Regions from separate parts of the Homo sapiens genome. Here region 2 is linked to region 1. Evidence: chromatin loops called from intact Hi-C (ENCODE). Cell type or tissue: PC-9. All regions are shown on one strand. Each heading gives the region's core, and the rest is flanking DNA. Links, peaks and the distances in the headings are about the cores only. Region 1 has its middle 82 kb from the start of LINC02532. Region 2 overlaps LINC02532 (long intergenic non-protein coding RNA 2532).

Evidence for each region. Peaks named below come from ENCODE experiments on the same cell type or tissue, not always from the same donor. Only the 100,000 strongest peaks of a DNase experiment are listed, where the experiment ranks them.
Region 2: it touches region 1 in a loop (15-fold over the local background); 4 of 110 quality-filtered maps call a loop at or near these places.

Annotation. Positions count from the first base shown.
Region 1 is chr6:106,867,322-106,872,701 of GRCh38, reverse strand. No RefSeq gene overlaps it. Among named protein-coding and RNA genes, the nearest start is that of LINC02532, 82 kb to the right of the region's middle. In PC-9, for the core only: no CTCF peak of the experiment used is centred there; DNase peaks (open chromatin) are centred at 441, 1,651 and 2,411; H3K27ac peaks cover 2,892 bases.
Region 2 is chr6:106,744,656-106,750,035 of GRCh38, reverse strand. All of the region lies in intron 1 of LINC02532 (long intergenic non-protein coding RNA 2532), which reads left to right. Among named protein-coding and RNA genes, the nearest start is that of MIR587, 37 kb to the left of the region's middle. RefSeq lists an enhancer at 764-1,689. In PC-9, for the core only: no CTCF peak of the experiment used is centred there; DNase peaks (open chromatin) are centred at 2,725, 3,165 and 3,625; H3K4me3 peaks cover 872 bases; H3K27ac peaks cover 3,426 bases.

The DNA.
Region 1 (5,380 bases), core at 329-5,328:
GGCAACTGCTACTTTTTGAAGAACAGAAAACATGTGAATGTTGTCTCTTATGGAGAGCCAGAAGGCTAAGAGAGGATGTAGTTCTTGTCCCAGACAAATGTGTGATCTTGAGAAAAATTACTTAACTTGCCCAAGACTCAAAGGCTTTATATGTAAATTAAAGACTTTTTCCTGCTGAAAGGCAGAGGACTGGACCTTTGTTTCAACCAGATTTAAGGTTCTGTCAGTACTAGAATGTAAGAAACACTACCCACCTACACTGATAGATTTTAAACTTCTCCAAGGCAGAGTTGGGTCATATTTCCCTTGAATACCCCTACAGCTCATGGCACACTATTAGTCATCTTAACAGCCACCCTTTGCTGAACAATTTATGAGCCACGTACCTGCCTGGGGACTCAAACTTGTTCAGCAGTGGTTATTAGGAGAAGAGAAGGAAGGGAGTGGGCCACAGTGTGGGGCCTACAGCCTACCCAAGGGCCTCCAGCTCCTGAGAGCAGGCAGCTCTCCGGTGTTGGCATGCACTTCCCAGGATCTAAAGGAGAGATCTTTATCTCTTCTCAGGCCATGCACCGGCATATACACAGCTTCAGGGCAGAGACAGCTGGAAAAGTGTGTCCAGGGCAGAGGCAGCTGGAAAAAAAGTAAGTATTCATACTCCTTTTTTTTTTTTTTTTTTTTTTTTGAGACAGAGTCTCCCTTAGTTGCCGAGGCTGGACTGCGGTGGCACAATGCCGGCTCCCTCCCTCTGCCTTCCGGGTTCAAGCGATTCTCCTGCCTCAGCCTCCTGAGTAGCTGGGATTACAGGCATGTGCCACCACGCTCGGCTAATTTTTGTATTTTTAGTAGAGACGGAGTTTCATGTTGGCCAGGCTGGTCTTGAACTCCTGGCCTCAAGAGATCTGCCCGCCTTGGCCTCCCAAAGTGCTGTGATTACAAGCTCTATCCACTGAGCCTGGCCCATAAGTTTCTTCTAATACACAAACAAAGCTCAGCTGTTGGGCTGCACTGGGCTGCTTGGGTTGTGGATGGAGAAAAACATCAGAAAATTATCCAAATTAGGATGAAAAAGTTCAGTAAGAAGTGAGAGCAGAGGTGGAGAAGGCAAGAGTATGGGAGAAGATGAGAGGGACTTAGGGAAGCAGCTGTCTTCATGACAGGCCTAGGGGAGAAGATTTTCCAGCTAGGATTTGAGAGTGTTTCTCTGTGTGTTATAGGAGTGTAATTCCTCTTTCTGGGCTACAGCCCCCTGCCCTGAGACTTCCAGGAAATGTAAAATGACTCTTTAAGATGTTTTACATTCAGATTTTCTTTTTTCTGCCACCTGGTGCTAAAATGGGCCTAGGGAAGGCCCAGGCTTAGGTTGAACTGGCAGGAAAAGCTTTTCTCAATAACCAGAATCAAGTGGCTCTGCTGACAGCCCTCGGTTTTCAAAGGATCTTGCCAATGGGAAGGATTATGCATAGTGATAGGCAGAGTTAATATGTAGCAAAGTCTTGCAGATGGTTGGAAATGCAGGCCCAACAGATTCTTCCCTCATAAAAAGTGCCAACAGTTTCTTCCCTCATCTCTAATGAATGAGTAATTACAAAGCACCTTCCCATCCATTGTTCCACCTTTGTACCCACGATAACCTATTGAACTAGGCATGGTAAACTAATACAACTCCTACTTAGTAGACAATGTTCAGTGACCTGCCCAATTCACAGAGCTAAGAAGGGCCAGACCTGGGCAAGAATCCAGATCTTCTGACTCAATTTATCTTCATTTGTCTAGGCTCCTTGCCATCTCAGTCTGTCTACCGACAGTAGCACCCCTTCATTCTACCTCCCTGCACTCCCCTCCACCCCCTTGATCATCCCAGGCTTGAATATGGAAGTTGAGGTTTTAGGTCCAAGTGCAACAGAAAACATAATGGCTAAAAAGCCCAAGAGCCTTTTTGCATGTTGCATATATCTTAATGGGAGATATAGAGCTTTTTGTTATTAGTGGGACCTGGGCTCAGTAAATTTGGGGTGATATAACTTACCTATAAATTATAAAATCCAGGAAATAAACCACAAGATAAATACCTCACCCTTCTCCATGTGCCATGCCTTACAATCAACCTGTTGTGGGAAATAACTGGAAGTGAGGGATTAGTCCCCTGAATACATAGAACATTATCTTCTGTATTTTTATTTTTTAGAGACAGAGTCTGGCTCTGTCACCCAGGCTAGAGTGCAGTGGTGTGATCATAGTTCATTGTAACCTCAAACTCCTGGGCTCAACCATTCTTCCACCTCAGCTTCCTGAGTAGTTGGGACTACAGGCATGTGCCACCATGCCCGGCTACATTGAACATTATCTTGACAATGCTCCCTAACCATATAAAACAAAATACTTCAAAACCATCAAGGCATATTTGGAATTCTCCAAGCATACTCAAGGTAAGTATCTGCCTCAGGCCTGTTTAGTATTTCTATCAGCAGCTTGAAAAGTAATGTGAAAGGAATGTTCATAGATTGTTCATAAGGCCAAAGCTGAGAGAGATGGCTCATTTACTGTGTGTAGTTATGGGGAGGCAAAGCTGTAATGCCAGGAGGCCACATATTGAGCAGCTTCTGTGTTCATCCAAACATTTTCAGCTCTCAGGCCCTAGACCTGCTCATTTCCAAGCAGTTTCAACTTCTTGGATATCATGGCCACATCCTGGACCTTGCTATTACTCAGGACTGCTTCAGCTCATGCACTTCCAGCATCATGCTCTCTAAGCACAGTCTTTCAGCTCTTGTTTCTGACTCTCTATTTCACCTATTCTGAACGCATCCACTTCTTGTTGCTACCAACTTCCTTTCTTTCTACATTAGTGAGTCCCACCACTTCCTACCTAGCTTCAAGTCAGAAACTTGGATATTCCCCTCCTATTCCCCTTACTACCCCAGACTTGAATATTGAAGGAGTTCTGAATATACTACCTCACCCTTATGCCAATTTGTCATAAGGAGTGTTTTGCGCTGGAGGCAACTAAGAAGCAGCCAACGTAGGAAGAGCTTTTTGCCTTCCCCCTCTCTGTCTAAAAGCAGGACATAAATTTCCCTATGTGAAGGTGTTCCCCCTCCCCTTTCCCGTATCAGAGAAGAACAACCCTATCACTGCAGACAGAAAAATTGGCACTAAGATGGGACCGCACAAACAAACCTTACTAAAATAAAGCCCCAGCTGTCATTAGTTTCCCTCATATATTTACCTTTCAGCAATTCATCACCTCTAGAAGCCCAAACCCCCTTTCCTTCGTCTTGTCACTTCTTCACAACTTTATCACACTTTGTTAAAGTGGTATATAAACCCCTGGTCTAACTGCCTCTTTTGATCTTTTCTTTTTCTCCATGAAGACCTTTGCGCACCTAATAAAATTACACTATTTACATCAAATACAATTTGTAGCTAGGTATGGTGGCACGTACCTATAATCTTAGCTACTGGGGAGGGTGAGGTGGGAGGACTGAGGAGTTTGAGACCAGCCTGGGCAACATAGTGAGACCCTGTCTCTTAAAAAAGAAACACACACACACACACACACACACACACACACACACACACACACACACGTAAGCCATTTTTCTTGTTAATTTGTCTTTTCTCAGTTTAATTTATAGGTCCCACTCATTTAATATAAGAGGGTAGAGGAAAGTCCTTTTCCTTCCCTACAATATGAAATTTGAATTTATCAGATTTTTTGCTCCCTATATCAACTGCTTACCAGATTCTGTAGATAAGTCTATCCCCTATCCCTTGTTTCTATTCCCATAACTGCCCCCATGCCAACCGTTCCAATGTAATTGATGCACCTGCCAGGTCTGCTTGAGGATCTCACTAAAAGCCACCAGGAACATCTACATACTACTTTCAGAATCCCCTTGAGCTCCTTCCTGCTTTTTTGATTCCTCTGATCATCAGCCTTAATTGAGGCACTATATCTTCCACCCAACTTCTTGGAGTGGCCTTGGTATTCCTGGAGGGAAGAACATTGAACCCTCACTGGGCCTATCTAAGAATAAGTCTTTATCACATCTTGCAAAACTATGGCAAGCATTCTCAGACCTTCCTACCTGCCTCTTTTATTTCCTTTCTTTTCACCCAGGCTGGAGTGCAGTGGCATGATCATAGCTCACTGCATCCTCAAACTCCTGGGCCTAAGTGATCCTCCTACCTCACCCTACTAAGTAGCTGGGACTGCAGGCACACACCACCATGCCTGGCTAATTAAAAAAATTTGTTTTGTACAGATAGGGTCTCACTATGTTGCCCAGGCTGGTCTCAAAATCCTGGGCTGAAGCAATCCTTCTGCCTTGGCCTCCCAAAATGTCGGAATTACAGGCATGCACCACCACACCCAGCCTCTGGTTTTGATTACTTCACTCTCCTGCCTGAAACACTAGGAGATACTGAAGGTAGAGAAGCCAACTAAGTTGGAGCACCAAGTTCCACGTGTTGGGAATAATCAGAATAAAAAAAAAATCACAGAACAGGAGTCTGGCAATGGAGAGAGGAGTTTGAGTTAAAAAAAACATGGGAATCAAAACATTGCTGGAGTCAAGCCTCACAGGTGGGTCCACCTGGCTTCAAGGGCAGAGATGGCCTGAACCACTTGGAAATAGTAAGAAATGTTTTATTTTCCAGTATTTCTTTTACTTTTGGGACCTGTTTTGGAGAGGAATTGAGTGAATAAACAATGTGGGTCTCAGATAAAGAGCCATCTTGCACCCTGCCCCTCTCTGGGCTCAGCCTTCTTTGGAGGACCTATGAGAGAAATGGTTTTGTGATGTGTTGAGCTCGACAAGGCCTCAGTTGGTCTCCTAGCATTTCCATCACCACTTAAAAGAGGCATAGAAGACAGACAGATGAGGGATGTTGGGACTCAGAAACCAATATCCCAAAATATGTTCTCAAACTGATATTTCAAAATAAGTATGTTTACTTTGACATACTGAACTGATGAAGAATCCTCAAAGTCTCTCTAAGCCACCCCCCTCAACCCTCACCGACTCCCTCAAAGCGAGGCTAAAGTTCCTTTATCAGTCTAAAGTCTGTACCCACCAAAAAAAGAAACAAAAAACGAAAAACAAATTGTGTTTTTCTCCTCCTTCCTGTAACACCAAGAAGGTAACCACACCTAAACAGACGCTTTTACAGGATAGTGTCTGTCCCTTAGGCTCCACTCGAATTCCAAAGAGAACTATTTACATGTTAACTTGTGCCCCTGATCCATTAATCCTTTACTGCCTCTCAACAGAATTCCTCTTCTCCCACCTCCCATAACCTGTTTTGTCAGGATCCAAGGCCCCATTCTTTCTGTAACTTCAAGATGGCTATAAGCTTCTGACCCTCATTGAGTGGT
Region 2 (5,380 bases), core at 290-5,289, 120 kb after region 1:
CCAAAGCAGGTACTTGTCTCTAGTTAGTCTCTCTGCATCAGCACCAGGCCTTCACCCTAGTCCATGAGAAGGAAGACATATGCAGCTAAGGAATAGGAAGTGGATATTGTCAGTGCCTTCAAGACATGATGCATCCAGAACCCGGATCAGCCAGGAGCTGCAGAAAAGAAGCTTCAGGGCAGCAGGCCTCAGAACTGCTGCTAGCCAGTCCCCTGAAGCATTTGTTTCTCACCCTCTTCGTGCCTAGGGCAAGTAGAGCTGCAGCTGTCTGGCGCCACTGTAATGCTGTCTCCTCCTCTGAGTGAGTTCATCCTGGAAACATTTTCTCCCATAAGACATGCACAGGTCTTACGTTTACATGTTTCACTGAAAGAAATTTGATTCCACTGCTGGGATGACAAGGTAGGTCATAAATGAACACTTTTTAAGCACATCTTTAAAAAAATAATTTATTCCAATTGTACAAAACAATAGGGGAAAGGAAATAATATTGATTTGTTTATCCATTCATTGGTTTAACAATTACCTATTGTAGGCACTTACTATGAGCCAGGGATGGTTCTAAGTATAAACCTGCCCTGGAGGATCACATATTAATTTTTCTTACAACCAGCTTTATTGAGGTATACTTGCTATACAATAAAATTCACTCATTTTAAGTGTAAAGTTTGATGCATTTTGACAAATGCACGGGGTAGTATAACCACTACTAGGATCAAGATAGAGAATATTTACATCACCCTGAAAAGATTGCTTGCACTGCTTGTAGTCAATCTCCTACCCTCCCCCCAGCTACTGGCAACCACTGATCTGCTTTCTGTCACTATAGTTTTGCCTTTTCTAACATGTCATATAAGAAGCATATATTTTAGCAGTGAATACAACCAAATGAGTAAATAGACATTTGCATTCCCAAGTGAGGCAAGAGCTTTGAAATGGGACATACAGGCTGTGCTATGGAAGCATGTAAGCTAAGTTGGAAAGAGGCTTCTAAGCTGAGATCTGAAGGGGCAGTAGCAGTTTTCTAGGCGAAGAGTGAGAGTAAAGAGTGTTCCATGCTGTGAGGCTACTATATGCAAAGGCCAAGAGGAGACAGACCGCAAGGCAGATTCATCTGGGACCTACAAGTTTTCACAGCTCAAGGATGGAGTAGGAGAGGGTAGGAGTGGTTAGTCAAGACTTTGAAGAGATAAACCAGTTCAAACAAAGAAGTTCTTTCTAAGCATTGTTTGACCTTTATTCCCAGTAGGGAGCTATGGAAGGATCTTCAGCAGAAAACTGATGGGTTCAGATTTGCATTTTAGAAGGATCACTCTCTTGCATGTAGGGAACAGATGGAGGGCAAGGCAGGAGGTAGGGCCCCCCATTAAGAGGCTGGTGCAGTGATCCAGATGAGAGATGCTCAGAGCCGCCACCAGGGGAGGGCAGGCAGTGAAAATGAAGAGAAGTGGATAAATATTTGAGAAATGTAGGAAGCAGCAGTAACAGGAATTAGTAACTAACTGGATAGCGGAGAGGATGCGAGAGAAAGGCCTCACGGAGGATTCTTTGGTTTCTAGCTTGGACACCTGGGTGGAAGATGGTGGCATCAATAAGATAGCAACTTCAGTGGAGCAGGGTTGGAGGGGTAGGGAGAAGAGACAATAGGTTCTGTTTTAGACATGTTGAATTTGGGGGTGTCTAAGAAAATGATGTCCAGCAGACAGTTGGGTGTTCAGGTCTCAGGAAAGAGCTCTCCACGGAGCTTATTCTTTTCTAGTCTCTGTAAACAAGCTTCCAGGCTCTTTCATAAAATTTCCTTGCAAAAAAATCAAAGGATTTGTCCTGTCAAGTGGAATGTTTTTCATATGAAGGGGATTGGCTTCTTGTGTAGTTTAGTCTAGAGAGATTTGTTTCCATGCTACAAACCTTTGAAAAACCGGGAAAAAAGTAGTGATGTCCAACTTTAGTGACATCTCCTCTTCTTCCTCAATACAATCAATCCATTGACATAATAATGTTGAATATCTTGCAGATGAGGAAAGAAAAATGGAGTCAAATGAGCACACCGAGGCCAACCAGATCTGAGCTTTCTAATCTTAAATTGCCTGGGGGTGTGGATGTTATGTGTCTACTGACATGGACAGATTGTGTATGGTTGCCTTTATAAAATGAAGCCCATAGAAATGTTTCAGTAAATACAGTCCTCCAAGTGAACTAAATGTCAAAGGAAAATCTTTTCCTTGCCATCCTCCTTTTCTCTTTTAAACGGAAAGATCCTAAAGAAGCTGTATTAGTGCCCTCAAGAGAAACAGAAGCAATAGGATATATAGATCTATATATTGGATCCTATATCTAGGAATAGGATATATAGATGTATATATCCTATATATAGATCTGTCCTATTGATCTATAGATCTATATAGATATATATCTTATATCAATATATAGGATATATAGAGAGGTACACACATAGGCCTGATGTATATACATAGGTCTGATGTCTGAGGCCAGAAGATAGATGCCCCAGCTCAAGAAGGGAGCACATTCACCCTTACTCTGCCTTTTGACGCTACTTGGGTTCTCCATGGATTAGATGGTGCTCACCCACATTGGTGAGGGCAGGTGTTCTTTATGCAGCTACCCTCATGACACACCCAGAAATAATGTTTTACCAGCTGTCTGGGCAAGCCCTTGGCCCAGTCAAATTGACACATAAAGGTAGCCATCATAGAAACTCATTTCAATGTTGTTTTGTTTTATTACAGGAAGACTGAAGAAACCTAATCCTAGGTGCTGCCACTGGGACAAACAAGAAGCACCAGACACAGTGCTGTTTTAGGGTGGGGCAGAATTATGCTGAGGGAAAAGTTATTATCACTCTTTAAGGCCAAGGAAACCACAATTTTTAAAGAAGCTTCTAGAAATTCTACCCAGTAGAAAATAAAGATAAACTTCTGTAAGGAATTTCATTCTTTTCAGAATTCGCAATCTGAAATGTAGAAGCCCATTCCTTCATGGTTCTCATAGATATTTAGTGTGACTGAGGGGTCAGTGGACTCATAGCACTCAGGCCAGGCTTCTCCTGAGTCCCTTTCTTTGGCACAGAGGGAGTGATTCACAGATCCTCTACCCCCAAAGGCATTGTTTCCTCATCTCAACAAGAATCCAGCACCCGTCATTTTATCAGCACACGTCACTAGCTTCTCAAGTGAGACTACTCTGAAGTGATCTGTGTTTGAAGAATGCCTTTCCCTTTCCCTTACGTAACTAAGAGGATGAAAAAGGACACTCACTCCCTATATGAAAGCTGTGTATTGTAAGCAGTCATCTTGCCTGGCTGAGAACTCTAGGATCTTTTTCTCTGCTCTCCTTTAGGCTGACACTCATAGCCAGACCTTCTGTTTATTAGCCCCCTGAATCTATTTGAAAATATTTTTGCTTTCATTATAATATAAGTCACATTCTTCTTGCATCTGCCGCTGCATTTTCCAAAAGGGTTATGTCAAGGGAAATTCAACACTCACTTTTCTCATTATTTGCTTACCAGCTTGCTCACTCATCAAAATACCAGAGTTATTTGATACTTCAGAAGATTATTTCCCCCTTTAGATGATGTGTCAAGGGAAGGGGAGCTGGCCCCAGTATCAGGTGACAGAATTTTCTTCGCATTTCTACTGTTGACTCAATAAATGCCCTTGGGCAAGTCATGGAGCCTCTTCATACTTTGGTCTCTAGGGATAAAATCTGCCAACCGCAGCATGTGTATTTGAACCTCAGTGTCCTCTGGAATAAAAATAGGAGGGGACCAGGTGTCCATGTGACCCCAAGCTGATGGGAAGAGGATGACCATAGGACTTCAAAATGTCCTTGAGCTGTAAATTCTGTAATAGGGTCAGGCCCACCAGTGGCCTTCAGGCATTTGTCCAGTGGTGTATGGATAAGTTCTAGCACTTGAGTTTTTTCAGCACAAAGGAGGCACTATGTCAACCTCCCACCCATGGGTATTCTGTTTGCTCTGTGTCCCCGCTTCTCTGCATTTCCCTGCCATATTACTCACCACTGGTCGTAATTACTTGCTTGATCACTTGTCTCCTGGTCTGTAAGCTGTTTGAGGGAGGGGAGCACATCTGCCCTATGCAACACTGTACCCTCAGTGTGGTACACAGGAGCACATGCCTGACATATGGAAGTTATGTGAGAAACATTTGTGAAGTGGACAAATTAATAATGCTGCCTGGACTCTATAGAAATCCCTTTTCTGCATCATTAAGGTTCCCAAGCCTGGCCAAGAAGTAGTGGGATCTGATTAGCCTCATCTCCTCATAACCCTACTTCCTATAATATTATAATGAAAGCAGATCTCAGCCCAAATGCTGGCACACATACATATTTATCAGTAAGAAGATCCAAAATCGTTCATGCAGCTGGTTCTGTAAGCTTGGCAAATTTCCAGCCCTCTGAACTTTTCAGTGCTTTGTCCACACTCTACATGAAAGGGCCTCTTAAGAGTGACAGGGCAGTATTCTAAAGACCAGATTTTAATTGCACCAGGTAACTGAATTGTCTGAATTCACAGCTGAACACAGGACAAGGTCAGAATCATATTTCTTATGCCATTTAGAAAGGTGACAAGTGAAGGGCTGGCCAAAATCTTACACCCAGCTTACGTAAGAGTAGAGACTGTCCCTAATGCTTTCCCCAGTCCACTTGTCTCGAACACCATTAGGTTCAATAGTAAAAGCCCATTTCTCACTTGCTTCATGTTAATTGACTGATCACTAATTTTACCAATAAGAAGCCATTTTTATTATTTATCATTATGATTTTTATCATTTTGTTAATTAGCCAAGCTTCTGCTGTTGACTCCAGATAAAGAGAGTTAAAGCACTTGGGGTGACCACCTAAGTAGATTTTTTCATGGTGAACAAATGGAAGCAACAGAAACAGCTCAGACTTTTGAAAAGTGATGAAAAAGGCCCATGATGCCCTGCTCCTTGAAAATGAAGAAGAGGATGACTTAGCCCTGCAGGGCTCTTTTCTTTGCATGTTCTTACCAACCCTCAGGGGAGATTCAGTCTACTAGCTGGCTTCCCCACGTGGACCTCACTCTGTGGCAAGTAACTGGGAGTAATTTACCTTCTGGGTTCTCTTACAACCCCCTTAGCTATGTAGGTGATTTCAGGCCCAAGGGGGAAGATATCAGATAAGCCAGAACATTTTGATTCTACTGACCGAGTTTCCTCACCTCCCTCCCTTTGTTTCTGATAAATACATACGTTAAGGTCAGCTGAAGAGTTGTCTGTGATAATTGCCCTGAATCCTCACTCACTCCTCTGAATTTCTGTCTTCTGTAGCCTCTTAGCCATGTTGCAGGTGAAGGTCTCAAGTCATTTGCACC